Regions from separate parts of the Homo sapiens genome. Here region 1 is linked to region 2. The links are chromatin loops, found by intact Hi-C in ENCODE. Cell type or tissue: MCF 10A. All regions are shown on one strand. Each heading gives the region's core, and the rest is flanking DNA. Links, peaks and the distances in the headings are about the cores only.

The links. Peaks named below come from ENCODE experiments on the same cell type or tissue, not always from the same donor. Only the 100,000 strongest peaks of a DNase experiment are listed, where the experiment ranks them.
Region 1: it touches region 2 in a loop (7-fold over the local background); 14 of 110 quality-filtered maps call a loop at or near these places.

Annotation. Positions count from the first base shown.
Region 1 is chr9:91,718,351-91,732,493 of GRCh38, forward strand. It overlaps ROR2 (receptor tyrosine kinase like orphan receptor 2), which reads right to left. Exons shown (of 9, transcript NM_004560.4): 7 at 12,560-12,805; 8 at 8,191-8,393; 9 at 4,251-6,757. The coding sequence ends at 5,312. Among named protein-coding and RNA genes, the nearest start is that of MIR3910-2, 89 kb to the left of the region's middle. RefSeq lists an enhancer at 1,361-1,530. In MCF 10A, for the core only: a CTCF peak has its summit at 9,090; a DNase peak (open chromatin) is centred at 9,111.
Region 2 is chr9:91,425,128-91,441,779 of GRCh38, forward strand. LOC105376146 (synapsin-1) reads left to right here. Exons shown (of 2, transcript NR_188612.1): 1 at 1-1,269; 2 at 1,703-2,483. It also overlaps a transcript of NFIL3 not described here. Among named protein-coding and RNA genes, the nearest start is that of NFIL3, 9.6 kb to the left of the region's middle. RefSeq lists a silencer at 1,353-1,549. In MCF 10A, for the core only: a CTCF peak has its summit at 8,222 (motif pointing left); a DNase peak (open chromatin) is centred at 8,234.

The sequences.
Region 1 (14,143 bases), core at 4,626-12,625, 290 kb after region 2:
GGGCAGGGCTGGGACATCTTGGGGGGAGTGATAGTTGCCCTGTGGGCGGAGGTTGTTGCTGCCGTCCTGCGGGGGTTGTAGCTGCCATCCTGGGAGGGGAAGTAGCTGCCATCCTGGGGGAGTTATAGCTGCCACCCTGGGGGGGAAGTTGTAGTTGCCATCCTGGTGGGGGTTGTAGCTACCATCCTGGGGGGTTACAGCTGCCATCCTGGGGGAGTTGTAGCTGCCATCCTGGGGCGGGGGGGGGGGGTTGTAGCTGCTGTCCTGTGGAAGTTGTAGCTGCCCTACCAGGGGACTTGTAGCTGCCATCCTCGAGGTGGTTGTAGCTGCCATCCTGGGCGAGGAGGTTGTAGCTGCCATTTTGGGGGGATTGTTGCTGCCATCTTGGGGGCGGTGGTAGCTGCCATCCTGGGGGTGGTTTATAGCTGCCATCCTGGGAGGGTTGTAGCTGCCATCCTGGGAGAAGTTGTAGCTGCCATCCTGGGAGAGGTTATAGCTGCCATCCTGGGGAGGTTGTAGCTGCCATCTTGGGGAGGTTGTAGCTGCCATTCTGGCGGGGGGGGGGGGTTGTAGCTGCCTGGGAGGGGTTAAAGTTGCCATCCTGTGGGGTGCTGTAGCTGCCATCCTGGGTGTGGGGCGCGGCTTGTAGCTGCCATCCTAGAGGGGTGTGACAGTTGGCTTCTGAAGTTCCAGAGATATAGTCACTTTCTTCTGGTGCCTCCCCTGGGTACTTGCAGATGCCCAAGGGCCTTCCAATGCCCAGTGGATGGTTTGATACACCTCTCTGCCTCTGGGCAACATTTTCACTGAAAAGCTGACTGAGAAGGAGCATGAACAGGACAAATTAGTGTAAAAAACAATGAGCTTAAGATGCCAACTTGCCCTGTCTTTCTAAAAGCCTGCATGAGAGTTGAGCTATGTGTCCCCAGGCCCTTCATGGGCAGCTGCCCTGGGCAGAGATGTGAACAGCATTCCAGGGCTGGGGGAGCCAGCACTCTCAGGTGTCTTGGTGGCTGGGTGCACTGGCCGAGCCCCACGGAGGGCACTGTGGCACTGATGATTGGCAGCTCATTCCCCAGCAAAGCCACTCTGGGGATGTCTCCAGCAGTCACACTTGCAGACTCCGCAGCGGCAGTGAGCAATGGGTTCAACCAAGTTCCCTCCACCCCTAGCACAGAATACTAATGAACCAGAGCTCCCTACCACTAACAAGCTGAGGTCACCAAAACACACTGTCCAGTGAAAAGAGCAAGGCAGAAAACAAGTTGTAGAGAAAGTTACCACTTGTGTAAAAAAGTCAAAGGAAGAACTAGAAGAACATACGTGTATATTGACTTACGTATGTATAAAGGAACTCTGGGAAGATCCCTCAGAAACAGTTAACAGCAGTTACTTGTAGGGGGAGGGTGGAGGGAAATCTGGGCAAATGAGGGATGGAACTTCCCTTGGTATCTTTAAACTATGGGACTACATCAGCTACTCAATAATTAATAAGTTAAATGAAAAAGGAACGCGACACTGTAAAGACAACGAGGCTATGTCCTTCTTTGCAGCTGGTATCAGGTAAACCTACACCCAGGCCTTCTCTCCCTAAATAGAGCATTACTCTTTTATTTCAAGAGCCAATTATTGGGCACCCACTAAGAGCCAGGCCAAGAAATACTTGCAATCTCTACTACTTTGGGGAATGATGAGGGAGGAAAGTGTGTGGGGTGGGAGGAGAATTGATCTTGGGAAGTTCGTGTGGACTGACTGTGGCGAGGAGAGGGTCAGAGATCTCACTTTGAAGCACACTGACTTTGACACAACCCCCTTTTCAAAGTTCATCTCAAAAAGGATTTTAGATATTCCCGTAGGAAACACATAAAACCAATGCCTGTGCAAGATTTATTTTAAACATCAGATCACAAACTGTCCAAAAATAGTGATCAGTGTGCAATTGTGAGGTCAAACTAAACCTGAATTGAGTTTTTAAACAGTGTTTCCATGTTGGGAGAACCAAGGGATTTTCCTGAGTCAGTTGGAAGCTCTTATATACTGGAGTAGTCACGCACCCTACATCAGTAGAGAAAAATGTATCCAGTGCTCTGACAGACTGTTGCAACAATGATGATCAAAAAATATAAGGAGTGCAAAGGCATTTGTGAGTTCATATGGCTGGATTAAAAATCATGTTTAAGTGACTTAATAGCTGTGAAAACTTCCCTGTTGTGTGGGTATGAACAAGGACAGGCACGTTACTAGTATCTGAATCATGCATCTCAGCTCTAGAATCAATTGTTCTGGAACATCCCAACCAAGTCGCTATTATTCAACTGCAGGAACTTTAAACACTCAGTAATCTTATGATGCATCAAGATTTTACAATTAAAATGATGGTAACACACAGAGATGTTCAAAATCCCCAAACCAAAATCTCCCCCACTCTGTAAAAATAAACCTCCGAACGTTTTTCAGCAGAATCTCTGCAGCTGTAGTTCTGCGGCACTGTCAGTTGCCTGGGGGTTAATTCTGGCAGGGCAGGGTGATGGTCAACTGCTTGTGGAGAAAGCAGCCACAGGGGGGTTATTTCCCATTTTTCACTCTCAGGTCTCAATAGAACAGTTAAGCCATCAGGTGTACCAAATTCGAGATAAAAGTAAGTTCCTCTTTCAGCTCAGTGGAAATGAGAAGTAACTCCATTTCACCGCGAGCTTTTTTACTATTCAATCCAGACCGCACTGGCCGGGAGAGGTGCTCTGAATCCTTAGTCTAATCACATTTCTTCCTTCTGCTGAGAAGGGAGGGTCCATCCTGACTTTTTAGGATGCACATTAGAACTCTGTGTTTATTTGTGTGTGGGTGAATCTTCTGTGAGCAGCGCTATGCGCAAACCAGGGGAGGACAGTGATGGGGTCAGGACATGATCCCCCAAAACGTGGCACCTGGCATTTGAGGAAGCCACAGAATCAGGAAGGTCTCTCTGACCTTCTCCCGCCCTTCTCCTCCCAGACAGGCCATAAAACCCTCATTCCAGAGGTGCCCTCCCTCTACCCAGAGGAAGGGAAGCTCCTTATCTCTGAAGATACAGGGACAAAGAAAAGAATCTGAACAAACAAGCCTGCAAACAAGCCCCTACCCGGCCCCACCCCGGTCTATTGCCATTGGTCACATCCCTTTGTCCAACCACACTTCTGCCTGCCTGTCCACTCCACCAAACTTAGTATGGAAATACACAGGCTTCCCTGCTTCTTTGGGTTGCTTGAGGCTTTTCTCGTTAAGCTGTCTTTTGTTACAGGGGCCTCAGCCATGAGCCTTGCAGTGGGTTAGAAAAAGATGTTACCACAGTGGCTCACGCCTGTAATCCCAGCACTTTGGGAGGCCGAGGCAGGTGGATCACGAGGTCAGGAGATCGAGACCATCCTGGCTAACACAGTGAAACCCCGTCTCTACTAAAAATACAAAAATTAGCTGGGCGTGGTGGCACGTGCAAGTAGTCCCAGCTACTGGGGAGGCTGAGGCAGGAGAATCACTTCAACCCGGGAGGTGGAGGTTGCAGTGAGCTAAGATCATGCCACTGCATTCCAGCCTGGCAACAGAGCAAGACTCTGTCTTAAAAAAAAAAAAAAAAAGGAAAAAGAAAAGAAAAAGATTTCTCCCCTATGACAAGATAAGGTTCAGGTCGACATGGTCAGTTTGATGATCTACTCCAAGTGAGGGGACTTGCTACACCTGAGTCTCTGCATACTCTCTCCCCACACCAGTTAATACTGGAAGCTCTGAAGCCACTGCTCCCCAGGTCACCCTATAACAGCTGTGCTCAGACCCAGGTGTACCTTGGACTAGCCAACTGCACCACAGATAGAGCAGGGGATGCAGGCAGCCCATGAAGGAGGCCCATTCTCTTTCACCCCCTCCCTTGAACTCAGCCCTGCTGCTCCAGGGCCCCCAGAAGTGCCAGGCTCCAGGTTTAACAATGTCAGGGGCTCTGGGACCTCAGGAGGGGATGAGATTAAAACCAAAGACCATCTTCACACCATCTGCAATTAACTAACCTGCATTGGAGACCTTAACAGAGAGAAGCCACGGAGCTAGTTCCATCATTTATCTGCCAAGGGATATCCCCATTAGCATGGGGCTCCTGGCTCAGGGCAAACCTCCCAAACCCACAGAAAGGGCTCAGCTCAAATCATCACCGTTTGGCGTCTCCGTCATCCAGCACTGCCTCCCGCTGCCTCGCATCCTTACAACCTGCAAGAGAGCCAATCACATGCTTTGTTTCACTTTATTGGATACACCGGGTGTGGGATTTACAAATAGGACCAACAATGTGTGCGGGGCACAGACGGCTGCCTGTGGGTCTGTGTGTAACAGGGGCTGTAAAATGAATGGACCTCATGTGCACGTGGTACAGAGAGAAGCAAACCAAGACCAACTGGATCCCAACGTGGGTAACATAAACAGTTAAATTACTAAAGTCATCTTAAGACCAAAATACTTCAATGAAAATGGCATATTAAAAACATATAAATTACATTTAAGCTCTGTACATGATTCTTAACAAAAATAACAATACCGTGTTCTGTACAATACTGCTTCCTCTGAACATTCCAAACCCAAGAAACACTTTCCCTTGAATTCCCAAAAAAAGTGGGCAAAATACACATGGAGTATAATTAAAACCATTTCACCAAATACAAAGCTGTCAGTTTCTTTGAAGGCACACATTTTGTTGTATCTCAGGAACTCCCATTTCAGAAGCCCCTTGTCTTCCGACCCCAACAGGCAGCAGAGGGCAGCCTCCGTTCCAGCGAATCTTTGGCTGCTAAAGGGAGAATATTCTCAGCAGGGAGGCAGCAGAAATGGAGCCCCTTCATCCTCAAACCAACAGACCAGATCGGTTGTCAGGAACCTCAAGACCCGAGGTGCCTCCTCGCTGCCTTTTGCAGGCCCTTATTCCCAACGTTTTGAAATATTCACTCCATATATGACATGGAGTGAAGCTGCCACCTATTTTCTTGAAAGGCATTTGCTGCTCACTACCAGTCTACCACCAGAATCAATGTATACAGCCCTGGGGATGACCATGTGTCCTGCTCCCCAGGACGCCGTGCTGCCAGACCCCCTGCCTGGCTTGGGTGCTCCTAGGCAGGGCAGCTCTCTGTGTCAGAGGACAGAGAGGAGCAGGGCTCCACCTCACCCAGTCTGCAAACAAGCCCACTGGCCGGCGGGCTCTTGTGATTGCTGAGTATGGTGTCTTCTCAAAGGTGACTGAGGTCCCTGTGGGGTCTCGGCGGGGCTTCTATCCCCGAACCCCGGGCCCTGGTGCCACTCAAGCTTCCAGCTGGACTTGGGCCTCGTCCACCTGCAGAGTGTCACAGTCCCCCAGCAGCTCAGTCTCTGGGACAGAGCCTTCCTCCTCCTCCTCTGCTTCCTGCACGGTGCTCTGGGCCCCATCTTCTGGGGCGTTCTGTGTGTCATCAGCGCCCTCTGAGAGCAGGGCTGCCCTGTCTGCCATGGATGTGTTGGAGGGGGCCGTGGTGACGTAGCCTGTGCTGGTGGAGCCACTGCCACTGTGGTGTGAGCTGGGCTTGGGGACCATCTGAGGAGGCACCTGCTGCGGGGCCATCTGCATTGGGATCTGCACCGGGTAGAAGTTGGGCAGGTAGGCCCCATAGGCCGGCACCGGCTGGTAGCCGTTGACGGGGACGTAGAGCTGCGGCGGGGGCACCATGGGTCTGATCTGGCCCTTCATGGGGATGAACTGGGGCTGTGGGAAGGGCGGGGCCTTCTGCTTGGGCCCCACGTAGCGGGCGTTGCTCACATTGCTCACTGGGCTGGTGCTCAGGGAGCTGGTCTGCGTGGTGTTGCTGGCCCCCGAGGTCTGCGCCGAGCTGTTGTAGTTGGAAAGGTTGCCCCAGGCTCGGAGCCGGCTGTGGATGTCCTTGAAGCGGGGCCGCCGGCTGGGGAACTCGTTCCAGCACTCGATCATGAGGGCATACACCCAGGCGGGACAGTCATCGGGGCAAGGCAGCACCTGCCGGTTCCGGATCATCTCCACCACATCCTGGTTGGAGTACCCGCAGTAGGGCTGCAGGCCGTAGCTGAAGACCTCCCACAGGACCACACCGTAGGACCAGATGTCTGAGTCGATGGAGAACTTGCCGTACATGATGGCCTCTGGGGCCATCCAGCGGATAGGCAGCAGCGAGTTCCCCAGCAGCTTGTAGTAATCGGCGGCATACACCTCTCGGAAGAGGCCCAAGTCTGAGATCTTCACGTTCAGCTTGTCGTACACTAGCACATTGCGGGTGGCCAGGTCCTTGTGAACCACGTGGTGGCTGGATAGGTACTCCATCCCCGCCGCGATCTGTGCCACAAGGTGCACGAAGTCGGGGGGCTCCAGGGCGGACTTCACCGTGCGGTCATCATCGGTGCTGCCCACGTCCGAGTGCGGCGAGCGCATGACCAGGAATTCGTGGAGGTCGCCGTGCGAACAGTAGCTGAAGATCATGCTCAGGGGCTGGTCCTTGGTCACCACGCCCAGCAGGCAGACGACGTTGGGGTGTTGCAGCCGTGCTCGCAGCATAGCCTCATGCCGGAACTCCTCCCGCAGGGGCCCCTCCGCTTTGTCCTTCAGCGTTTTGATGGCCACAGCCTGGGTCTGCTCCCCCGGGGCAGGGCCGAACAGGTGACCTTTGTAGACTTTCCCAAACCGGTCCTCTCCCAGCTCCTCCATGAACCTCACCGCAGACAGGCTGATCTCTTTGAGTTTGGCCTGTCAAGAAGAAAAGCCCCACGTGAAACATCACTGTCACCGCAGCCCTGGAGGAAGCTGCAGAGCAGCCGGGAGGAGTGGAGTCCCTGTGCGGCCACGACTAGGGGGGCCTTGCAGAAGACCCGCTGGTTTTGCCCACCCAGCCTTGGCCTGCCCACCCACAGCTCTCTAGTTAACCTTAAATACGGCTCTGATGCCAAGGTTGCTTCCCATCTGCAATCTTCCACAGATCCCAACCAGGCTACAAATAAGGTCCCTCCAAAATCCAGCTGGGACACACTGACTTCCTTCCCACTTGTGCATGTGTGGACACACACACACACCCTACAGCCAGGCCCAGGCACCAGCTGCCCTGGGGCTGCCCCGGACATACCCTGCCAGGTTCCCTCCAACCCCCATGTGTGCCGACACATCACGTGAGATGTGATGTCTTTTTCTCATGGACCCCACAGAGGCTTTCCCACGACATTTTTGTCTTGGCAATTTTGTCACTTATAAGAGTCCAAGCCAGTTGTTCTACAGAGGTTCCCTCAATGGGCCTGTCCATGGGCCTCTTGACTAGGGTCTCTGTTAAACATGTTCCTGGAAAGAGTACCCCACAGGTGATAGGAGCCCTGAGAACCCTGCATCTCTCTCGGCCTCTATGACACCAGCTCCTCCCGTGTGGCCAGCCCTCATCCTCCCCAGAGGTTCCTGGGCCTCCGTGCAAGCCCCGGGGCTCTGTGCCCTCCTCGCTGGCCAGCCCCTGCCCATAGCAAACTCTCACCGACTCTGGGACTGAAGAGCCAAGTGCATCAGCTCCCTCCTGGCCACCTTGAAGAGCCCCTGCAAAGCTGGCTGAGAATGATGTTACCTACGGCTTGCAATGAGTGTAAATGCCCTTTTACAACACAACCTGGAGAGGCTGCAGCACATGTTCTCATCTGTTGTATTTCAGTGCCCCACCCCCATCTAAGGCTGCTCTGGGATGAGGGGTGGCCTTTTAGTGGTAGCCTGTCCACCTACTCCCATTTAAGAGCTATTCTCCTATCCTTCCCTGTAAACAAAACAAAGCAAAACCAACCCAACCCAAAAGTGTCAAGAAAAATTATGGGGAGCATTGGAGCCCTGTTGTTCTTGTGTGTCTTCTGGGCAGAGCTGAGGCACCTGGACAGTGAGGACACTCGCTGGGGCCCACAGGGGCAGCATGGTCCAGGCAGAAGGAGGCCCATGGACTCTGGGGCAGTGAATTCCCAACACGCCTGCCATTTATTTTCTAAAGCACACATGTCCTGATCTAGTTTACAGAAAAAAAAAATGGCAAAATGAAGCGGAGTTTAAAATAATTATGTGCTATGTATCAAGTAAATTAAGACATTTAATGTTGGGGGAAACAACCCCTGAGGATTAAACCTGGAAGAGCCACCCGGGTAGAAAATGTAAGGCATGGAGACCTGTTTGTGCTGGTTAATGAGGGGCATTTCCATGTCTTGGCTGGGCGAGGCCATCAGCTGTCGCCGCTGCGGTGTGGACGCAGATGCCTTCTGCTTATTCCGGCACATGCAAACCAAGAAGAAAAGGCAAGCGATGACCAGTGGAATTGCGATGCTGGGGACCAAGATGTACAGAATCCCCATCTTGCTGCTGTCTCGGGGACCTGTGAACAATAAGGCTTTCGTGATTTTTCAGAAAACATCCCTTTTCTACTCTAAGTTCTCTACCAACCCACTCTCCACCTCCAGCCAAAATCTTCACGTGCACGTGTGTCATCACCTAAGTTACACAATGGGGTAAAAGGGCACACCACACCTTAAAAAACATGATGCACCAAAAAATGCACACCCGGCTGCATCCTGGGGAAACAAAACCCAAAACTGCCCAACCTGGAAACAAGCGGGAATATGCAGTATAAAAAGTAAATGAATTCTAATGATCTTAATAACGACCACATCCGCTTTCTGTTCCTGATGTTTGAATACCATCGGAGATAGGTGCTCTGCCCAATTTCACTTTTATCAAGGTCTCCCCAGCTACTGACAAGTTCATGAAATTCACTGGAGACCCTTGTCCAAGGTGAGTGAAACTTGGTACTGGGATTAGACACGATCCTTTTCCTCATTCAACATTTTAATGTTTTCTTCACATTTTTATCTAATGATGACAGATTCTTTTAGGGTAATAATTAAACATGCACTAGATTTAAAAGAGCACCAGTAGTCCATGCTCTTGACCCAATACAATATGCAACAGGGGCACAAGAATTCTTGGAAAGCACTGGGTACCAAGATTCAAGGCCACCAGCTACCTTCCCTGCATTTTTTTTTTTTTTAAATCACAGGGAAAAGTAACTCTTTGTCTCCCTCTACAGGATTTACAGAAAGGTACAGGGGGCACACCAGGCAGGCTGAGGTGACCTCAGATTCTGAGCAGGACTCCAGGCAGGGCTGGCTCCTCCCAGGCTGCGTGGCCCCAAGCACCCCACACGTCAAAGCAATTGAATGTAAGACAAAGTGGTGCCGTTTCAGGACGCTGACCCTAAGCCTGGTGGAAGGTGAGTTCTCTAGAGAGCCACTTTCCCACATCCCCAGAAAACCACGGTGTTCTGTTTTCTCCTTAACCTTGCAAATAACTATATCAGACTTAGAGGGCCCCATGGCCAGGGGGCAAAGCGCTTCTCATCTGGAAGCAAACAAGTGATTTCTGGTCAGTGTGAGGCCTAAAAGAGCTAACTCGGTTCTAAAAGTGAACATGCTACTGCCACCTTAGGAAAAAAGCACCTTGTCCCAAAACCCAGCCTTGCCCCACCCCTGCTCCCCCAAATAAGAAGAAATCAAGTAAAACCACAAACAAAACTTTCTTCTGGCCCCACCTAGCAGCTTCCCCTCTGAAAGGGTTCTGAGGCAGGTGTTCCAGAAATCTTCGGGGCACTGGGGATGCCGATTCATTCTTTTTTACTAGGGTTTGGTTCATTTTTCATTATTAAGGTTAGCAGGAGAGTCCAGGCCACTCTCACGCCAAGACCAGAGGTGTGAGCTCACACTGACACCATCACCTGCTTTTATTATCTACTTAACATTACCAACATGACTCATGCTTACTGGGAAAAACTGTAGTATTACAGAAATGTGGCCTTTCAAAAGATAGTATTTCTAACAGTCCTCTTTCCCAAAGGCTATAAATGGTTAAGTTTCGTGTTCTCCTAACTTTATGTATATTTTAGGTTGAACCACATGGAACAACCGATATTCAACTATTCTGACATATAGACACAGTAGTTTTATATGGTTTTCTTAATTCGAATGTTGAATGAACTTTATTTTATTTATTTTTGAGACAGAGTGTTTGTTTATTTATTTATTTTTGAGATGGAGTCTCGCTCTATCTCCTAGGCTGGAGGGCAGTGGTGGGATCTCAGTTCACTGCAACCTCTGCCCCCTGGGTTCAAGTGATTCTCCTGCCTTAGCCTCCCGACTAGCTGGGATTACAGGCGCCCGCCACCATGCCTGGCTAATTTTTATATGTTTAGTAGAGACAGGGTTTTGCACTGTTGGCCAGCCTGGTCTTGAACTCCTGACCTCAGGTGATCCGCCTGCCTTGGCCTCCCAAAGTGCTGGGATTACAGGCGTGAGCCACCACACCCGGCCTAAATGAACTTGATTTTAAATAGAATCGTGTCATCCATATTTTCCTGCTCCTGTTTTTTTGGCAGAATAAAATCTCTTGGACAGCAGCTCATGTTGGAGCAGATAGATATGTGTGTTCTCCCACAGCTGCATGCCACTCCACAGCACAGGCGTCTCCAACTGCCCCATCCAGCCCTACTGATAAACAGTCTGTTTTATGTTTAGCTCTCACAAGTGATTCTGCAATAAATATCCTTCCATTTATGCCCTGTAAGTACAAACCTGCGATACAAGATTCTAAGAATTGACTGGTCCAAAATCATACATTTTTTTCATGCTTTGATTTATTTTTAATTACAAAAGTAATTCCTACTCACTGTAAAAAAAAAAAAAAAAGTCTTGTATTTGAACACTTTTGTAGGTCTGGGGAAATCACTGCTAAAAGTTTGATATCCATCTTTCCAAAACCTCGTAAAAGTCAGGAGCCTGTGTGTGCTCACACACAAACTCCCACTCATTTTCCTTTTGCCAGAAACAAAACAATAAGCAAAAAAGCACCTCTAACACAGTTCTGTCCTACAACCTGCTTTTGTTCCTTACAGGGCACAGGGCCATCCTTCATTGCAGGACAGCTTTAAGGTCTGGAGTGCTCCAGAGTGCCTAGACCGCAATTTGAATGACTGATAATTTCATTCTTAAAATTTGTTCTCCCATAATGAACACATTCTTGAAGATTTGTGTCTGATCTGCTGAGCCAGAGGCAATGCCAAATCTGGAGCTGCTGAATCACACATCAGGAAGGTCATTAGTGCCAGTGTTTATTTCCTGCACTTCGGAGTAGAGACACGCGGGCCTGCACCCCAGGAGGAGATCTCCAGGTGCATGGTGAGCCCAGCCTCGCTTCACCGGCTGCTCTCTCTTTATCCGCGGGTGCCCACTCATTCACCAATTGCTGCTTCCAGCTCCCAGCCCAGCCTTGGTTACCCTGCTGCCTGGACTGGTGAACCGGGCATGACTAAGACAGAGGTGAGAACTGTCGAAGCTGTCAACCATCAGCCACGTGAGCTTCCATATTCATGACATTACAGACACACTTGCAAGGAATGAGGACAAGCAATGAATTCTATTTTCGCCTCACTCCACCAAACCTAAGTGTAAAATCTGAGAAGCAGTGAAAAGCTCAAAAGCTGGTGGGTGGAAGGGAAATATTTTTACGAATATTAGGAACTACTGAGCAATAATGGTGTTTTTTGTTTTTTGTTTTTGAGAAAAGGTCTTGTTTTGTTGCCTAGACTGGAGCGTAGTGGCACCATGATGGCTCACTGCAGCCTTGAACTACTGGGCTCAAGCAATCCTCCCACCTCCACCACCCAAGTAGGTGTGCCACCACGCCTGGACAATTTTTGTATTTTTTGTAGAGACGGGTTTTTGCCATGTTGCTCAGACTGGTTTCAAGCTCCTGGGTTCAAGAGATCCACCCGTCTTGGCCTCCCAAAGTACTGGGATTACAGGTTGTGAGCCACCGCACTGGGAGATAATGTTAATGGAGAAACAAAATGTCAAAGTGAATATCCCAGGACCATCCATACATGGGAAAAGGGCTGATGGAAGGGGGTGGGCCAAAACGCAAACAAGTCACTACTGGGTGGTAACATTAGGGGTGATCTGACATTACTCTTCAGACTTTTCTATATTTTAAAATGTCTTGTAATGGTCAGATGTTACTTTCATAACAACCAATAACTTGCGTTATTTATTTATTTATTTTTGAGACAGGGTCTCACTCTGCTGTCCATGCTGGAGTGCAGTGTCACAATCTTGGCTCACTGCAACCTCCGCTTCCCAGGCTCAAGTGATTCTCCTGCCTCAGTCTCTTGAGTAGCTGGGATTACAGGCATGTGCCACCGCACCTGGCTAATTTTTGTATTTTTATGGGGTTTCACCATGTTGACCAGGCTGGTCTTGAACTCCTGACCTCAAGTGATCTGCCCACCTCGGCCTCCCAAAGTGCTGGGATTATAGGCATCAGCCACTACGCGTGGCCCAACAGCTTTATTTAAAATGGTCACTGTGGTAAGATCAGGGGTCTCTGGTCGCCACCGTACAGAGGCACACCCCAACCCAGGTCAGGACAGAACGCCCTCATCACAAGGTTCACTCAACAATCAACACATTAAAAAAAGAGAGAGAGAATACATACTACACGAGGGTACGTCACACAGTTCCATGCGTACGTTTTTATTCTGCGTAAAGCACCAGGGGCCCTCCATCTGGCCTCCGGGGTTCCGGCAGTAGGCGTGCCCCCCTCCAAGCTCAGGGAAGTCTGTGCTGGACAGGTGGTGGCTGTGGGGGTGCTGCAGGGCCCACGGCTGGCACTGGTGGCCTGACTTGGTGGTGCTTGCCGTTCCTCTGTAATCCATGCCTGAGCCGTTATAGCACTGATGGTCTGAACAAGGAAAACACGTTAGGAAAACCTCCGGGGTACAACAAAACCATTCTGCCTACACATGCCCAAACTAGAATTTCCAAAAGATCCAAGGATTTTACATAACTTACCAGAAAAGAGGCATTAAAAGTAATGGCTTAATGAAGTCCCAAGCCCACAAATTAAATGCAGGGCACATCAGGGATAGGCATGGGGAAGGAAACTTGTCTAAAGTTATTCCACAGCCCCAGAACCATCTCTTGGGACCCACGAGGCACCTGCACACCACCACCCCACCAGAATGGGGATGTCTCCCCAGCCTCAGGATCAACTTGCTCTAGGAAGAAAGCCAACTGTGCAAGCAAGAAGGGCCTGGCCCCTCCATCTCAGGACACCCTGCTCAGCCATGGGTGAGAACAGTGCAGGCCACGCCACCTCCATGGAGGAACCCTGGGGTTGGGGTGTGCATTTGGTGAACATTTCTGTAGTGTTTACCATGTGTGGGGCGCTGCTCTAAACCCTCCTGGCTGGGGCACCGTGGCTAACAAGGCGGGTGGATCACTTGAGGTCAGGAGTTCAAGACCAGCCTGGCCAACATGGTGAAACTCCGTCCCTGCTAAAAATACAAAAATTAGCCAGATGTGGTAACGCACGCCTGTAGTCCCAGCTACTCAGGAGGCTGAGGCAGGGGAATCGCTCGAACCTGAGAGGTGGAGGTTGCAGTGAGCCAAGATTATGCCACTGCACTCCAGCCTCAGTGACAGAGTGAGACTCTGTCTCAAAAAAACAAAACAAACAAAAAAACCACCTTCCTAAATATTGCCTCATTTGACCTTCATTTCAGCCCCACGGGTTAGTACTGGTGTCATCCCCACGGAATATAAGGATATGAGAGCTTAGCAACTTGTCCAGGGTCACAATGAGGGTCTGAATGCAGGCAACGGGCCCAAGGACCAGGCCCTGGCTGGTCCTGGTAAGGAGTCCTGGCCATTCCTGGACCCCCAGATTAGCCAACGATGCTAAATACAGCCCCGGAGCTGTGGCGGAGGTGGCCCGTTCCCTAGGTCTCACTCCTCAGGGAGGCAACAACCCGTATGGATGCAGTGATGTCAGCCAATGGTTTTCCTCGGAGACATAAGCAGCGCTCCCTGTCCTGTGTCTGCCATCCTGACTGGCCATGGCCACCCTGCTGGGGCTCACAACTTGGGGTTTACTAAGCCTCCAGAGGGCAGGGGCTGCTGCCAGCAAGAGGGGCAGTGGGGAGCATGCTCTTCGTCCTGTGCAGACCCCAAACAGGCCACACCCAGGCCCCGGGCTCAGAACTGTCCCCCTCCCCCACGCTCATCCCTTAGGCCCCAC
Region 2 (16,652 bases), core at 3,911-11,910:
TCCTGGTCTCCTTGAACTACGTGGGGGCTGGGCCGAGTGCCTCCACGACTTTCCACTTCTTTTTGCTCCTTTCGTTTTTAAAAAGCAAAAACCAAAGTAAAGAGAAGAGCAGAGTGAACACCCAGGTACCATCCCTAGTGTCTGCCATGAGCAGCAGATCTATCTACTCGCCAAGATTGTCTTTTCTACCTTTCCCCTTCTTGCACAGTTAATATCATAATAACGCAAGTCATATTTAAAAAATTTTTATCACCTATCAGTTGAGTTTTTGGAAAGCCTTCCAGGGCAGCGTTGTGGTTTTGAACGCACTCTTGTTCGTGATTTATCTGGTAGTACAGCTCTGCTGACAAGGCTCTGAAAACTCAGACGTACAATATGGGCTTAGCGTGTTCCCCGACACCATCTTCCCGGTGCTGACTAATGCAAGAACCACATCCCCTCCACTACACATTTTCCAAACTTGACTACCTTCATGAGAACAAATCCTGATTTTAGTTTATAATTTCCACTTTTCTCATACATATATAATAATTCAAGATGTGGTCTTACTATGTTGTCCAGGTTGGCCTGGAACTCCTGGGCTCAAAGGATCCTCCGGCCACAGCCTCCCTGGTAGTGGAATTACAGGCGCATGCCACTGTGCCTGGCCACTTTTCTCAAATTTACTGATAGTTTCCTTTTTGCCCAAACCTTACAATGCTTATTTGTAGCTTTGAGAACCTCTCTTAGATGAAATCAAAATCATATCCATATTAGTTGCCTTTTTGGGGTCAGAAATGCAGCTATTGTCTAGAAATCCAGGGCTGTCCTGCATAATCTACCCTCCCCTTCACGTGTTCTGACCTTGTTCTGCATTTTGAATAATTTCATGGAATTTCAAAGCCGTTGTAGTAAATGTCTTTCTTTAAAGACAACTCGACCTTCAAGACAGGTAAAGAACGTGCCTGGAGCCACCCCAGGCAGTGATGCTGGAGGAGTTCTCTCAACCTGGAAACTTATTCTTTATGCTGAATTTTGAAATCGAATGCTCCTATATTTACTTGGAGTATTTTAGATTGTGTATGTATTATATCTGTGCATCATTCATTGTTACCATCTAACTTGGAAATCAGAGGAAGTGTGAAAGGTATCTGAGATACCAGCTTAGAAAACAACTCTTTAGCTCCTCCTGGTGATTAGGACACCACTAAACAACAGGATGAAGGATCTGTCCCCAGGGCCGAAGTGATGATGTATCTAATATTATATCCTAGAACATTCACAGAGTAGGTAAGTATTTGCAGATTAACTCGAGTAAATGGAGCATAAAAACCTAAGATATTTGAAACAAATTAACCAGGGTGGGGAGGCTTCTAGGAAGACATCAGCATGTGCCTGATGGTGGAGCTGGGCTGTAAGGTTCTCAGGAGGAGGAGGAAGGGGTTCTTGCTCTCAGCAACCTCTCAGTGCTAGGGGTGGATTGAGGGCAGGGGCAAGGGAGGAGGTGCCTGGACAGGGATGAGAACTACCAGCAGAAGACAATCAACCACATTCTAATTCATTTTATTATACTGCCAACATGGTTTCTGACTAAGCAAATATAAGAGCTATAGCTTGAGAACAGAATGACTAAAACAGTGACTTCTCCTTACTAAAATGGGAATTAATAGGAATTTGTAATTTAGTAACAACTTAATTTAATATAGTAATAATTTTTCTACAGCTGCAGAATGTCTTGAGCTGGAACATCCCCAAGAGGCCATATATATATCCCAGGGATTTTACAGTGGACCTCACTAGGCCGGAGTAACTGTAAAGTCAGATGGATAATGAGAATTCAGGACGTTAGCCACACGTGGACTGTGGCAAAAAGAAAGTGACCCACTGAAGAAGACTGTTTTTCAGCTCTCTCATCAATTGCTGTTTCCAGGAGCCCACAGCTCCAATTACTCAAAAGAACGTTGACTTTTTTTTTTTTGGTAAAATATCCTGATTTTCAGGTTAGGCAAGCAATTCATTAAAAAATAAAAGACTGCACAGCCCACAGCTCCAATTATTCAAAAGAAAGTTGACTTTCTTTTTTTTGGTAAAATATCCTGATTTTCAGTTTAGGCAAGCAATTCATTAAAAAATAAAAGACTGCAGGACTTACCTACCCAGAGGCTGGACAGTCTGAGTCCTCTGAGTTCTACAGAGATGTCCTGGGAACAGGGGGTGGAGACGGGGGACTCAGTGGCTAAAAAGCAGGCTGCCTACCTGGCAACCAAATTGGGCAGCTCTACCCTATCTGTTTTGTGCATTGGACTTATGGATTTCTTTGTAGAAAAAACTTCGATAACTAAAAGCCCTTTGGTGACCTCCTGTCTGGTCTGGTGGCCGGCAGCCTGCATCAGGGCTCCTGTGTGCCAGGACCATTTTCTTTCCACTGTAGTATGTTTATGGACCACCTTGTGTCTTTTTATTAAACTCCAGGAACAGAAGTTCAGTTTCTGGGAATCCATAGCATACCGTTTTTGTTGTTGTTGTTGTTGTTGTTGTTGTTTTTGTTTTTGAGACAGGGTCTTGCTCTCTTGCCCACACTGGAGGGCAGTGGAGTGATCACGGCTCACTGCAGCCTTGACCCCCCCAGGCTCAAGCAAACCTCCAACCTCAGCCTTCCAAGTAGCTGGGATTACAGGTGCACACTACCATGCCTGGCTAATTTTTTAATTTTTTTTTTGTTAGAGTCAGTGTCTCTCTATGTTGCCCAGGCTGGTCTCAAACTCCTGGGCTCAAGCAATCCTCCCACCTTGGCCTCCCAAAGTGCTGGAATTACAGGTGTGAGTCACAGCACCAGACCTGTTTTGTTTTCAAGTGGAGGCTTTAAGATGTGAGCTAGCATGGTAGCCTTAGTGAGGTTCTCCTCCCCACGCCCATCAGTGTGTGCTTTTTGCTGGGATTTTGGCTTTGATGCAATGAGTCATTGACTGTTGAGGCAGAAACTTCCTGGAATGATATTTCTTTCCACCACTCATGCACTTTTATTTCTGCTATTCATGCCATTTTTAATCTTTCACCTCTGTCTTCCTCTTCCGCTTTGCCTTTTCTTGTAGTTTTTCTACCTTTGTTGACCTTTTTTCTTTTTAAATTTAGTTATCTTGATTTACTCTATTATTCTTAGTTTTTTCCTTTGGCCTTTCTCCAGTCATTCAGATCATTACTTCCTGGGATTCCTTCATTCCCCCAAACATCCACTTTTCTCTTTGCTCTTGCCACCTACCTATCCCAGCCACAACCTAGACGTTATAGTTTTTAAGATTTCAACTGTCTTCCAGCCTCTGCCTCTCGGTCCCCTAACTTTGCCATGTGGCTCCATTAGCAGGAGTTCTATTAGCATGCTTGGCCTTCTTTTTCAAAAACTAGCTTTTGTGGGAAATTGGGTAATAGAAGATGGTCACATAACATTCCCTGTAGAAGCGATGGCTTTAAAGTATGGGAAGCCAAAATGTTTCCTATTAAGCAGCTCTTGCTCAAGCTAAGAAAGAAATTAGATCTCTACACCAACGACATGATTTCCCCAGACAAAATCAGCTGATGGTCTGAATACATTTGAAAGCATTTCCAAAGGACCCAGGAAAAGACCAGAAAGAGGTGATTTTGCAAAGAAGAGAAAATGTTGCAAGTACACTATTACAAAAACTGAAACATGTCTTTAAATTCAGCCACCACAGATGGCACACATTTCAGTAAGCATTTTTATTCATTCAGATTAAATGGTATATGTGAGTAAGAGTGCCAAAATAAGGGACATTAACAAAAAAAGGTGGGTAGGAAAAAGGAGAATACACTAAAAATGGTCAAGACTGTGGGAGCAGCTAATCGTGTTCATTGCAAAATCTTGGCGATGGAGCAAGCATTGTGGCAGCACTCAGCCAGCAACTGGAACACAGCTAGCAGGGCTATGAGTATATGAAATAGAAAATTGTGAAATATGTTCTAACAAAAATCATTTCATGAAGAATAAGACAAGACAGGTCCACATTGCAATCCAGTTCAAATCAACGAAGTAAAGCTTATCTAAACATTTCTGTGAAGTCATGCACAGGATAGTTTACTGGAAAGAGCTACACAGCTGCAACTCAGAAGCTGAAATTCTGGTGCATTCTGTACCCCATACTCACCAAGGGGATCATTTCACCTCTCTGAATGTCCATTCCTTCATCTGAAACCCGAGGGAGCCAACCAGATGGTTGGCCACGTTCCTTCTCTCATTAGCATGGGTTGACTAACATGCCACCAGCATATATTGCAGAAAAGAAAAACTGCAAATGTGGCATTTGCAGCAAAGCAGCTATGGCAAGCACTGGCTCATTCATAACCTTCCCTTGGCCTAATTGTAACATGGACAAGAGAAAATTACCTTGTTGAGTTGCCCACCAACTTTTGTCACTCCAGAGACAAAAGTTGTCTTCTGGAGTCGTTTGTTTCAGCAAGAGATTAAAGTGAATGCTCTCCGTTTGGTAAATGCACTTAAGAAGTCCGGAAATTGGGTGCTTGACCGCATTTCTGGTCTTCTGAGAAACTTTCAGAAGTGCTCAAGATTCAGGTGCCATTGTGTTTTCAGCTGCTGCTGTGTGATGCTGCTCTCAGGCGGTGCATGTAGGTCTGTGGAGGATTTTGTGAGTCCGCATACTGGCAGGATGATAAAAGAGCCAGCTCTCGGGCAGTCACCAGGAATTGCAGGCAGTAGAGCCCAGTGCTGAAGACCCAGATACAGAGGCCCGTGTCCACATCCCAGCTTGCCCACAGCCACTCAGGAACTCTGTGGCTGTGGGCAACTTACTTTTCTCGTCTGCTGTGTGCCTCACTTTCACCTTTTGACAACCATTTATAATTATAGTATCAATCTCAACTTGTTCTGAGGATAAAATTAGTACCTATTAACTGATTAGGAAAGTGCCTGATATATTAGCAAGTGTTAGCTATTATTATTAACCCAAAAAAGAATCAACATACATCAGAAAAATAGTATCATCAACCAAATACTTGTGCCTGTGCATGCGTATGTGTGTGCGTGTCCATATTAATTACATATACATAATAAATCTTGTTACGCTGCCAGGATCCTATTCAATTCAGATGAACAAGTGAGCATGTACATCTACAAGAAAGAATAACAGAGGTGGATGGGGATTAGAATTCATTCATTCTTCCATTTATGGAGCACCTGCTGGGTGCCAGGCATCCCTTGAACAGTTGAGTGATGTCCCATGCCTGCTGTAGACTTGGCGCTCATTCACTCACTCCCTCACTTAAGGTACATGTTTACTGACTACTTAGCAGGGGCCAGAAACTAAGCCAGGCCCTTAGAGGTTAATGGGAAGATGAGGATGGTGGGTTAAAAGCATAACTCGAATACTGTCGCGGTGTGGTAACTGTCACTGGAAAGACCAGACTGTGTACCAAGAGGGGCTTGAAGGAGAGGAGACCCACATTCCATTGAAGCAGAGGCAGAAGTACTTCCTGAAAGAGGGTATAATTTAATCAAAGTTTTTCTTTTTTATTAAAAAAAATGTTTGGTACAGGGTCTTGCTCTGTTGCCCAGGCTGGAGTGCAGTGGCATGATCATAGCTCACTGCAGCCTTGACCTCCTGAGCTCAAGCAATCCTCCTGCCTCAGCCTCCCAAGCAGCTAGCACTACAGGTGCATGCCAACACACCAGGCTAATTAAAAAACATTTTGTAGAGGCAGGATCTCACTATGTTGCTCAGGCTAGTCTCAAACTCCTGGCCTCAAGTGATCCTCCTACCTCAGCCTCCCAAGTGCTGGGATTATGACCAAAGTCTTAAAGATGTATGGGTATTCTACAGGCAGGAATCATGCCTCAAAAGAGTACCACATAAAGCCAGGCCTAGCAAAGCCAGTGTGGTTGGTGACCAAGGGAACCTTGGGGAGTGACAAGTCCTGGCAGAGAGCTTGATGGAAACCCAGGTTTTGCAAAGTCGGCATGGGAGAGCAGTGTGGAAATGTAGACCAGGCCCAGGCCTAGGGGACCTGGAGTAGCAAAACCAACCAGTACGTTATTCAGGCAGTACGTTATTCAAGCATTTAAAACACATTGTTTTAAATGCTTTTTTTCCCCCAAATGTCACACATTAAGAATTAGTGTAGGGAAATGGTTCAAAGCCTGGACTCTAGAGCTGGGTGGCCATGGGTAAGTCACGTGAAACCTTGATGCCTCAGTTTCTTCATCTGAGAAACAGCACAATAGTACTTTACATATGCTATATATGCTTCAGTTCCTCTACACAGTAAGAATAATAACAAATACTGCTCAAACACCACAGCATGCACACACCGTCTTGGGCGCATCACATATATTAAGATGTTTCATCCTTCTACCATTCCGTGGAGAGGGGAAAGGTGTCACGGGAACAGAGCCTGAGCTTAGGGATGCACTGGCACATGCTCTCCTGTGCTATTACAAAGGGTGTGTATTCATCCCACGAGAGAAAGCCAGCTGGAGACTAGAAGCAAGTGGAATTTGACTTGAACAGTTTAACCACAGTGGAAGCCGACGTGACTTTGGCCTTCAGGGAGTGTCTGTACTTGGGCTATGCTGCTCCAGAGTTCCTTTTGCTTCTGTTCCTGCTCCTGGCTGTCTGGGATGGTTCCCAGTGCAGGACTTGTGCTGCTCAATGACCCAGGCCACACAAGACTTTCCCCCTAATGCATAAGTAAAACACCACTTTCCTTTGTAAAAATGACCTCTCTGCAAGTCCCAGTGTGTCTCCTTCCTGGATCCCCTTTGCCTCACCTGTCCCAAGCCTCTCTTGCTTGCTACTGGACAGGCTTTGTCTTGGACGCCTTTCCCTCTTCTACCACCAGCAGCTAACTTGGGTCTTCCTGGGTTCCCAATGCTTTCCTGCTGCTGCAAGTAAGATGGACAGAACTTACAGATGGGCACCTCCCATCACTTAGGAACTCACACAAGCACAGAGGGCCAGGAACCTGTCTTTCCCAGGGGCTACCGGGGCAGGTGACACAACCCCATGATGTAGGGTAGTTGGCACACTGTCAGGTTAGTTCTGAGCCATGAGTGACAGGAGATGGGATGGAACCAGTAGATAAATACCTCCTCTCTACAATGTTTAGTGGCATGATGTCCCAAATCCCAGCCACAGTCTGTGCTGTCTTGGGGCACTGTAGTCAACCTGGTAGTGTACCTTGTCCTTATAAATGTACTTCCCCTATTTCTCTGTCTCCTCTTCTTTTCCTCCTACTCTTGCAGTTCTAGAATTGTACCTCCCAAGAAAGGCTTAGCACAGGAGATTTGATTCAGGCTCCGGTTTCTGGGAAACTCAGGCCCAGCCAATTTCTTTCGGAACCTGTCAAAGATTCAAAGTGCAGCAATAGTCCCAAAAATAGGTTTCCTGAAAACATGTCCCTCACGAAAAGTAGCAGAGAAAGATGACTCTCAGTCTTGCAGAGAAATTGTCCATTTTCTTATCTTTTGCAGTATTATGAAAACTGTTGCTGACACATAAGAACCTATATATTCCAGTGAAGTTGTTTAGGTTTTTTTTTGCCAGATCTTAATTCTGCTGTGCAAAGGCAGAGCTGAAAAGAAATGGGAGGTTGATTTGTAAAGCATTAGTGTGAGAAGGTCTTAGGGAGGTCTTTTCTAGTACTCTTTTGGAGTATGATATATATTGCTAAAGTAGCTGGAGAGTAGTCAGAAGTATAGCTATTTTGATGTGATAAAAGGAAAACATTTTGAACTGCAGACTAGGAAAGAAAACTTTCTTGTTACTGAAAAATATTTATCTTTACTACTGAATATCTGAAAAGCATTCTTTTTCAGTGTAAATTTAATCATTTAATGGTGAAACAATAAAGTCCTTCCTATTTAAGTAGGAAAATAAACAGGAAACTCATTATTATTTGACATCATTTTGAAGGTCTTAGCCATTGCAATGAGACAGGAAAAAAAAGAATTATCAGTATTACAAGGAAGTTATAATTCCATATGTTCATTTACTTATGTAGCAAAACTAAAGCTTATGCAAAAATAGAAGAATTCAGTAATGTAGCTGGACAAGATGTTAATATTTAAAAACAAAATTTTCCTGCATATGGGAATCATTTGTAATAGAATGGCTAAAAGCACACATTCTACATTTATTGCTGTGACTATCGGCAAATTGCTGAGACTCATTATGTTTCAGTTTCCTCCTCTGCACACTTGGGATTGTAGTCATGCTGCCCTCTGAAGGTTATGGTGAGGATATTATGAATGAGCATTGCTGCAGTTTGACTCACACAAGATCTACTTACAAGCTTATTCATCCAGTCTTTATTTACTCTGGGATTTGCAAGTATCAAATACTTTCAGACTTCCTTGATGGCAGGGGTGGCTAACTGACATCATTCTGGCCAAACGGGCATAATAAGAAGTTGCAGGTGCCCCTATTTTCCTTTTCTCCTGCCTTAAAAATGGACATGATGCTAGAACTATAGCACCCATTTGACCATGAGGGAAGCGTCAATATCAGCACCTGTTTACCTACTCCTGGGCTTCTTGAACATGAGAAACACAAACCTCGATTTGTTTAAGTCATTGTTAGATGAGTATTTTGTGAACAATATTTTCATTTGTGACTGAATAACATGTGAAGCATAACATAAATAACATATCTGGTGCCTAGGCAGTGTTTAATAAATGTTAGCTCTTAGTATTTTAGTTGAAAAATATTATATTTAAATATATTTAAAATATACTTGGGAAAAGTGTCTTATTCACAATAAGAAAAACTATCAAATAATTAATACTACATCTAACAAAAAGGTACAAGCTAGTCTACATAAAGAAAACTATTAAACATTGAATAATGACTAACAGAAGCCAAACAAGTAAAAAAATTGAATATATTTCTGATTAAGAGTATTATAAAGATGATGATTACCCCCAAATTAACCAATGAGTATAATCTCTCTTAATCAAAATTCTAATGGATATTTTGAGAAACTTAAAAAGTTGATTCTCAGGCCAGACACAGTGACTCATGCGTATAATAGAAGCACTTTGGGAGGCTGAGGCATGAGGATCACTGGAGACCAGGAGATTGAGACCAGTCTGCACAACACAGGCTCTCATGAGTGCTTCTAAACAATGGAACATAATATGCTTCCAGAACCTCAGCTTCATGAAGTCTAAGACATGTTTCTTCAGCTTTCAAGCCTCCCCAAGTAGATATCAGATTGCATGGGAGTAGAAAAAAATGGATGCTAAGTGTCTACTAACCAAGGGAAAATACATCATGTTGGAATCATTGGCTAGACCTTCATCTCATTCCAAGCATAAAAATATTCCCGTAATATTAAAGATTTAAGTGTTAAATTACACATAAAAGTACAAAACCAAAATATGGGAGAACAGGTCTACATGAAACCCAGAAGTTACAAAAGAAAAGATAAATATATTTAATTAACCGTGAAGCAGCTTTTGTTTGATAAAAGACACCTTAAAATTAAAAGACAAAAAATTTGAGAAAATAGTTCACATTTTTATTCTAGAAAAAGGTTTAACATTCTTAATATGTTAAGCACTCTTATAAATTTACAAGAAAATCAACATCCAATAGGAAAATAGTAAAAGGATACGAATAATTTTCGAAAAAAATCAAGTGCACCTAGACTTCACCACTATACAATTCATCCATGTACAACCAAAAATCGCTTGTACTCTTAAAGCTATCGCAATTAAAAAAAAAATTAAGAATAGGTGGCAGTTTAGATTTGGGCCATAGGCCTGTAGTTTGCCAAACACTTCTCTAAAGGGTTTCCTAGGGAATGTGGAGGTCAGCATGAACATGCCCAAGGACCATGGCAAGGCTGCCTGTAGGTGACATAACAGTATCCGTATGAGCCGTCTTCTATGATTCCAGGCACCCCTGTGCTTTCCCTGGTTTTCTTTTGCATTCCCCCAAAGTACCTAATAACTGAATTGTGTGTTTTCTCTTTCTTTCTCTCTCTCTCCACTGCCCCCACTAGGCATAGCAAGTATTTGCTATGTCAAGTAGTGGAAGCATCACCCTCCTTGGATATTCAGTCCTCTAAATGATCAGAACCCAGAGTTGTGAGAATTGTGATAAAAACGCTTGCTGCAACTGACTTATACAATAATACAATCATCAGGCCCCTGGAGCTGCTGGTCAGAAAACTCCAACATCTCTATGACCTTGCCTGCCTGCAGCAATTGCTAACTCAACAGGAAGTGTGCCTCACCTCTCTTTCACCATCAAATTTTATCTTAATTTGCATCCAGAATACCAGTTGCAAGAGAGACTAGTAAATGTGGAATTCAAATTCTATGGTACATAAAAGGCCACTCAAAGGAGGTTGAAATGGAACTTGAGTGCCATTTCATCATGGTCCTCATGAAGCCTGACCGAGTCCACCTGCCTCTAGAGGCTGGATGATGGCTCCGTTTGGCACTGAATCAGTTTTAGAGACATCTGCCTGCGCCTGAAACTGAGGAGTGTAGGAAGAAAGGTCTGCCTTGGTGAAGTGAGGACTATGATTTTGCCACATGGTCTTCATGACTACCATTCTATTCTGTGACAGTGGTCAACCAGGGTCCCTTACTGAGACTTTCAGTGAACAGTTTATTCCATGTGCCTACAGCTTATAATCTAATTAACATTTCATCTATGCATGCCAGGTACTATCAGAACTCTTCCCTTTAATACTAGCTGGATTTTTACTTCCTTCAGTTACATCTTGTACATCCCATAGTTCACTCAACTTGCTGAGAATCTGGGAGCAATTTTTTACAGCATTCAGGGTACTTTGTTGCAAGCAACACAGACCGATTTTGGCTAATATGAGCAGAACAGTAATTTACTAAACAAAAAAACCCAAAAAACTCCAGGCAACTCACAGAATCTGTGGCAAGTCAGGTTTGAAGGCTAAAAAGCCGGAAGCTATGCCCCAAATCAAACTGCAGAATTGATCTCCCGCAGGCACTGCTGTCTCTGCTGTAGGACAGAGAAACTGCATCTGCATGGCACACTCCTCCAATGCTGCTACCAGAAAGAAAGCTCCTGCAAACAGGATACAGCCACCTTCACAGGCACTGCCCCAGGGAAAGAGCCTGCATGATCTCCATTTCTTCACATTACCATTTTCTGATTAAGATTTGAAGGTGGGGCCGGGCGCGGTGGCTCACGCCTGTAATCCCAGCACTTTGGGAGGCCGAAGGCGGGCGGATCGCGAGGTCAGGTGATAGAGACCATCCCGGCTAACACGGTGAAACCTCGTCTCTACTAAAAATACAAAAAATTAGCCGGGCGTGGTGGCGGGCACCTTTAGTTTCAGCTACTCCGGAGGCTGAGGCAGGAGAATGGCGTGAATCCGGGTGGCGGAGCTTGCAGTGAGTCGAGATGGCGCCACTGCACTCCAGCCTGGGCGACAGAGCAAGACTCTGCCTCAACAACAACAACAACAACAACAACAACAACAACAACAACAACAAAGAGTTGAAGGTGGGGAGCTAAGGAGGAGTTAAGTATGTCTGATTGGCAGGACCTACGTCATATGCCAGGACCCTGGCTACCAAGAGTCTGGGAAAATTAATAGAAGATCTTCAACTTCTCTGATTGGAGACAGGCTCTATAACCCAAAATAGGAAGAGGTTCCTCTGCCAAGTAGCCATAAAGTGACAAATGTTCACTACATCCTTCATATATAGTCAGTTACAATTTCCTACTGACACTATCCCCTAAATCAGCAGTCCCCAACCTTTTTTGGCAGCAGGGACCGGTTTCGTGGAAGACAATTTTTCCACGTGCAAGGGTTTTGGGGGATGGTTTCAGGATAAAACTGTTCCGTGTCGAATCATCAGGAGTTACATTCTCATAAGGAGTGCGCAACCTAGATCCCTCGCATGCGCAGTTCCCAGTAGAGTTCACACTCCTATGAGAATCTAATGCTTCCGCTGCTCTGACAGGAGGCTGAGCTCAGGCAGTAATGCTTGCTCGCCCACCGCTCATCTCCTGCTGTGCGGGCCAGTTCCTAACAGGCCAGGGATCAGTACCGGTCTGTGGCCTGGGGATTAAAGAACACTGTCCTAAATCTCTTTTTTAAAACAGCTTTATTGAGTTATAATTCACATCCATACAATTTACCCATGTAAAGTGCACGATTCAATGGTATTTGATGTATTACATGTTATATTTTTTGGATCAGGAATACATATATAACAAAATTTGCCTGTTGACCATTTTTAAGAAAATAAATTTAATCATTTATACTTAAGATGTAAATATATTGTGGGATACATGTAGATAGTAAAATGGTCACTATAAAGAAGCAGATTAACATATTCGTCATCTCACACAGTTACACTTTTGTTAGTTTTTGTGGCAAGAATAGCTAAAGTCTACTCATTTAGCAGGAATCACAAATACAGTACAATTTTATTATCTGTAATCTTCACGTACATTTGATCTCTAGACTTGTTCATCCTACATGTCTGTTACTTTGTGTCCTCTGACCTACATCTCCCCATTTCCTTTCTACCTCCCTAGCCCCACCCCTGGTAAGCAGTGTCTTATTCCCTATCTCTGTATATATGACTCTTTAAAAAATTCCACATGTAAATGAGATCATGTATTTTTGTGTGTGTGTCTAGCTTATTTCACTTAGCACAAACTTCCAGGTTTCTGCATGTTGTGACAAATGGCAGGATCTCCTTTTTTAAAGGCAAAATAATATGTCTTTATCTATATGTATGTAGCACAGTTTCTTAACTATTTGTATCTCTACAGACACACAGGTTGTTTCCATATCTTGGCTATTGTGGGTAGTGCTGCAGTAAACACGGGCGTGCACATACCTTTATGAAATGGTGACTTTATTTCCTTTGGGTATATGCCCAGAAAGGGGGTTGCTGGGCCACATGGTAGTCCTATTTTTAATTTTTTTGGAAACTTTCATATTGGTTTTTATAATGGCTGCACCAAACTACATTTCCACCAGCACTATGCAAGCCTTCCCTTTTTCTTCACATACTTCCTAACATTCGTTATCTTTTGACTTTTAAATAATAGCCATCATAATGGGTGTGAGGTCGTATCTCATTGTGATTTTGACTCGTGTTTCCTGATGATTAACTGCGTTTAACACCTTCTTACAAATTTGTTGGCCGTTTTTCATATCTTCTTTGGAGAAATGTCTATTCAGGTTCTTTGTTCATTTTTTATTGAGTTATTTGTTTTTCTGCTATTGAATTGTAGGGGTTCTTATAAGTTGTGGATGATAACCCCTTATCAGATACAGGGTATACAATTTTTTTTCCCAATTCATAGGCTATTTCATTTTGTTGATAATTTCCTTTGCTTTGCAGAAGATTTTTATTTTGATGTAGCTCCATTTACTTATCTTTACATTTGTAGCTTGAGCTTTTGGTGTAATTAGGGGAAAAAAATCATTGTCAAGGCTAATGTTCAGGCACTTTTCCCCTCTAGTGTCTTCTAGGAGTTCTATAGTTTCAGGTCTTAAATTTAGGTATCTTATCCATTTTGAGTTGCTTTTTGTGCATGATGTAAGATAACAGTCCAATTTCATTCTTTTATATGTAGAAATTCAGTTTTCCTAGCCCCATTTATTAGAGAGACTATCCTTTCTCCATTGTGTCCTCTTGGTGCCTTGGTCAAAACTTAATTGACCATACATGTTTGGATTTACTTCTGTGCACCCTATTCTGTTTCACTGGTCTATGGCCTGTTATTCCAATATGGTATGGGTTTATTCCAATACAGTATGAGTTTGATTATTATAGCTTTGCAATATAATTTAAGATCAGAAAGTGTGATACCTTCAACTATTTGTCAGAATTGTTTTGATTATTCAGGATGCTTTGTCGTTCCATATGAATTTCTGAACTTTAAAAAAAATTTCTGTGACAAATGTTATTGGGATTTTGATAGGGATTGCATTGAATCTGTATATTGCTTTGGTTAACAGACAATTTAAAAACATTAATTATTGTATTCATGGGCATGGGATATCTTTGTATTTATTCTTCCTCAACTTCTTTCATCAATGTTTTACAGTTTTTAGTGTCTAGATCTTTTACCTCCTTGGTTAAATTTCTAAGTGCTTTATTTTCTTTTGATGCTACTGTAAATGGGACTGTTTTCTTGATTTTTCTTTCAGCTAGGTTATTATTCTGTGAGTAAAAACACTACTGATTTTTGTATGTTGATTTTGAATCCTGCAACTTTACTGAATTCACTTATTAGTTCTAACTGTTTTTTTTCCCTGTGGAATCTTTGGGATTTTATACATATAGGATTGTACAATCTGCAAAATAGAGATACTTTTTCTTTCCTTTCTAATTGCCTTTTATTTCTTTTGTGTGTGCGTGTTTGATTGCTCTTGCTAACTTCCAGTACTATGCTGACTAGAAGTGGAGAGTTGTCATCCTTGCCTTGTACTGGACCTTGGTGGAAAAGCTTTCAGTTTTTCTCTGTTGATTATGTTGTTAGCTGTGGGGTTTGCATACAAAATCTTTATTATGTGTGAGAAACTTTCCTTCTAAATCTAAGCTGTTGAGAGTTTTTTATCAACAAAGGATGTTGGACTTCGTTAAATGCTTTTTCCTTGTCAATTCAGAGGATCAGATGGTTTTTACTATTTCATTCTGTTAATGTAGTATATTATATTGATTGATTTGCATATGTTAAATCAGTGTTATATGCCAGAAATAAATCTCACTTGGTCATGATGTACAGTCTTTTTGGTGTGTTGTTGAATTCGGTTTGATAATATTTAATTGAGAATTTTTTGCATTAATTCTCATCAGAGAAATTGACCTATAGTTTTCTTTTCTTGTGATGTCTTTGTCTGGATTAGGTATCAAGATGATGCTTGCCTCATAAAGTATGTTTGGGAGTATTTCCTGTAGCCCTATTTTTTGGAAGAGTTTAGGAAGTATTGGTATTAGTTCCTCTTTGAATGTTTGGTAGAATTCAGCTGCGAAGGCATCTGGTCTTGGGCTCTTAATTTGGGGGAGGGTTTTGATTATTTCTTCAATCTCTTTGTTATTATTCTGTTCAAGCTTTCTATTTCTTTCTGATTTAACTGTGGTAGGCTTTACTTTTCTAGGAGTTAATCCAACTCTTAAGTCATCCAATTTGTTTGGCATATAATTGTTCATAATAGTCCTGTGTGATTCTTTTAATTTTTGAGGCATCCGTGTAATATCTTCAATATCATTTTTTATTTTATTTGAGTCTTTTCTCTCTTTTTTGCTAGCTAGACTAGTAAGTGTTTTTAAATTTTGTTTACTTTTTAAAAAACCAACTCAGTTTTACCAATTTTTTTCTATGGTTTTTCTGTTCTCCATTTCATTTATTTCTATTCTGATCTTTATTGTTTCCTTCCTTCTGCTAACTTTGGGCTTAGTTTGTTCTTCTTTTTCTAGTTCTTGAAGAATATTTTTAGACTATTTATTTGGGATCTTTTTTCCTTTTTAATGTAGGTACTTATTGCTGTACACTTTCCTCTCAGAACTGCTGCTGCTGCATCCCATAGGTTTTAGTATGTTTCATTTCCATTGTCATTGGTCTCAAGGTATTTACAGTTTCCCTTTTAATTTCTCCTTTTACTCATTGATTGCTTAGGAGCATGTTGTTTAATTTCCACATATGTGTGAGTTTTTCAAGATATCTTCTGTTATTGATTCCTGGTTTCACACCATTTTGGTCTGAAACAATCTTCGATATGATTTTAGTTTTTTAAAATTTGTTAAGGGTTGTTTTGTGGCCTAACATACAGTGTATCCTGGAGAATATTCCATGTGTACTTGAGAAAAATGTGTATTCTGCTGCTGTTGCATGGAATGTTCTGTATATGTCTGTTAGGGCTGTATGGTCTAAAGTGAAATTCAAGTCCAGTATTTCCCTATTAATTTTCTGTGTAGTTGATCTATTCATGGTTGAAAATGAGGTATCAAAATGGTCTACTATTATTGTATTGCTGTGTATTTCTTTCTTCATGTCCATTAATATTTGCTTTATGTGTTTAGGTACTCTGATGTTGGGTGCATATATATTGATAATTGTTATGTCCTCTTGATGAATTGATCCCCTTATCATTAAATAATGACTTTTTTTGTCTCTTGTGACAGATTTTGATTTGAAGTATATTTAATTAGATATAAGTTTCAGCCACCCCTGCTCTCTTTTGGTTACCATTTGCATGGAATATCTTCTTCTATCCTCTTACTTTCAGTCTATGTTTGTCCTTAAACCTAAACTGGGTCTGTCGTAGGAAGCATATAGTTGGATCTTATTTTTTTAATTCACAAAGCCACTCTATGTCTTTTGGTTGGAGTATTTAATCAACTTACATTTAAGGTTATTATTTACAAGTAAAACCTTACTACTGCCATTTTGTTATTTGATTTCTGGTTGTCCTGTGGATCCTTTGCTTTTTTTGTCTATCTTTGTGATTTGAGGATTTTCTGTAATGCTAAGCTTTGATTCTTTCTCTTTATTGTTTGTATACCAGTTATAGGTTTTGGCTTTGTGGTTACCATGAGGCTTGCATAAAACTTCTTATAGTTAGAATTGACTATTTTAAACAGACAACAACTTAAATTCTGTCACATATAAAAACTCTAGACT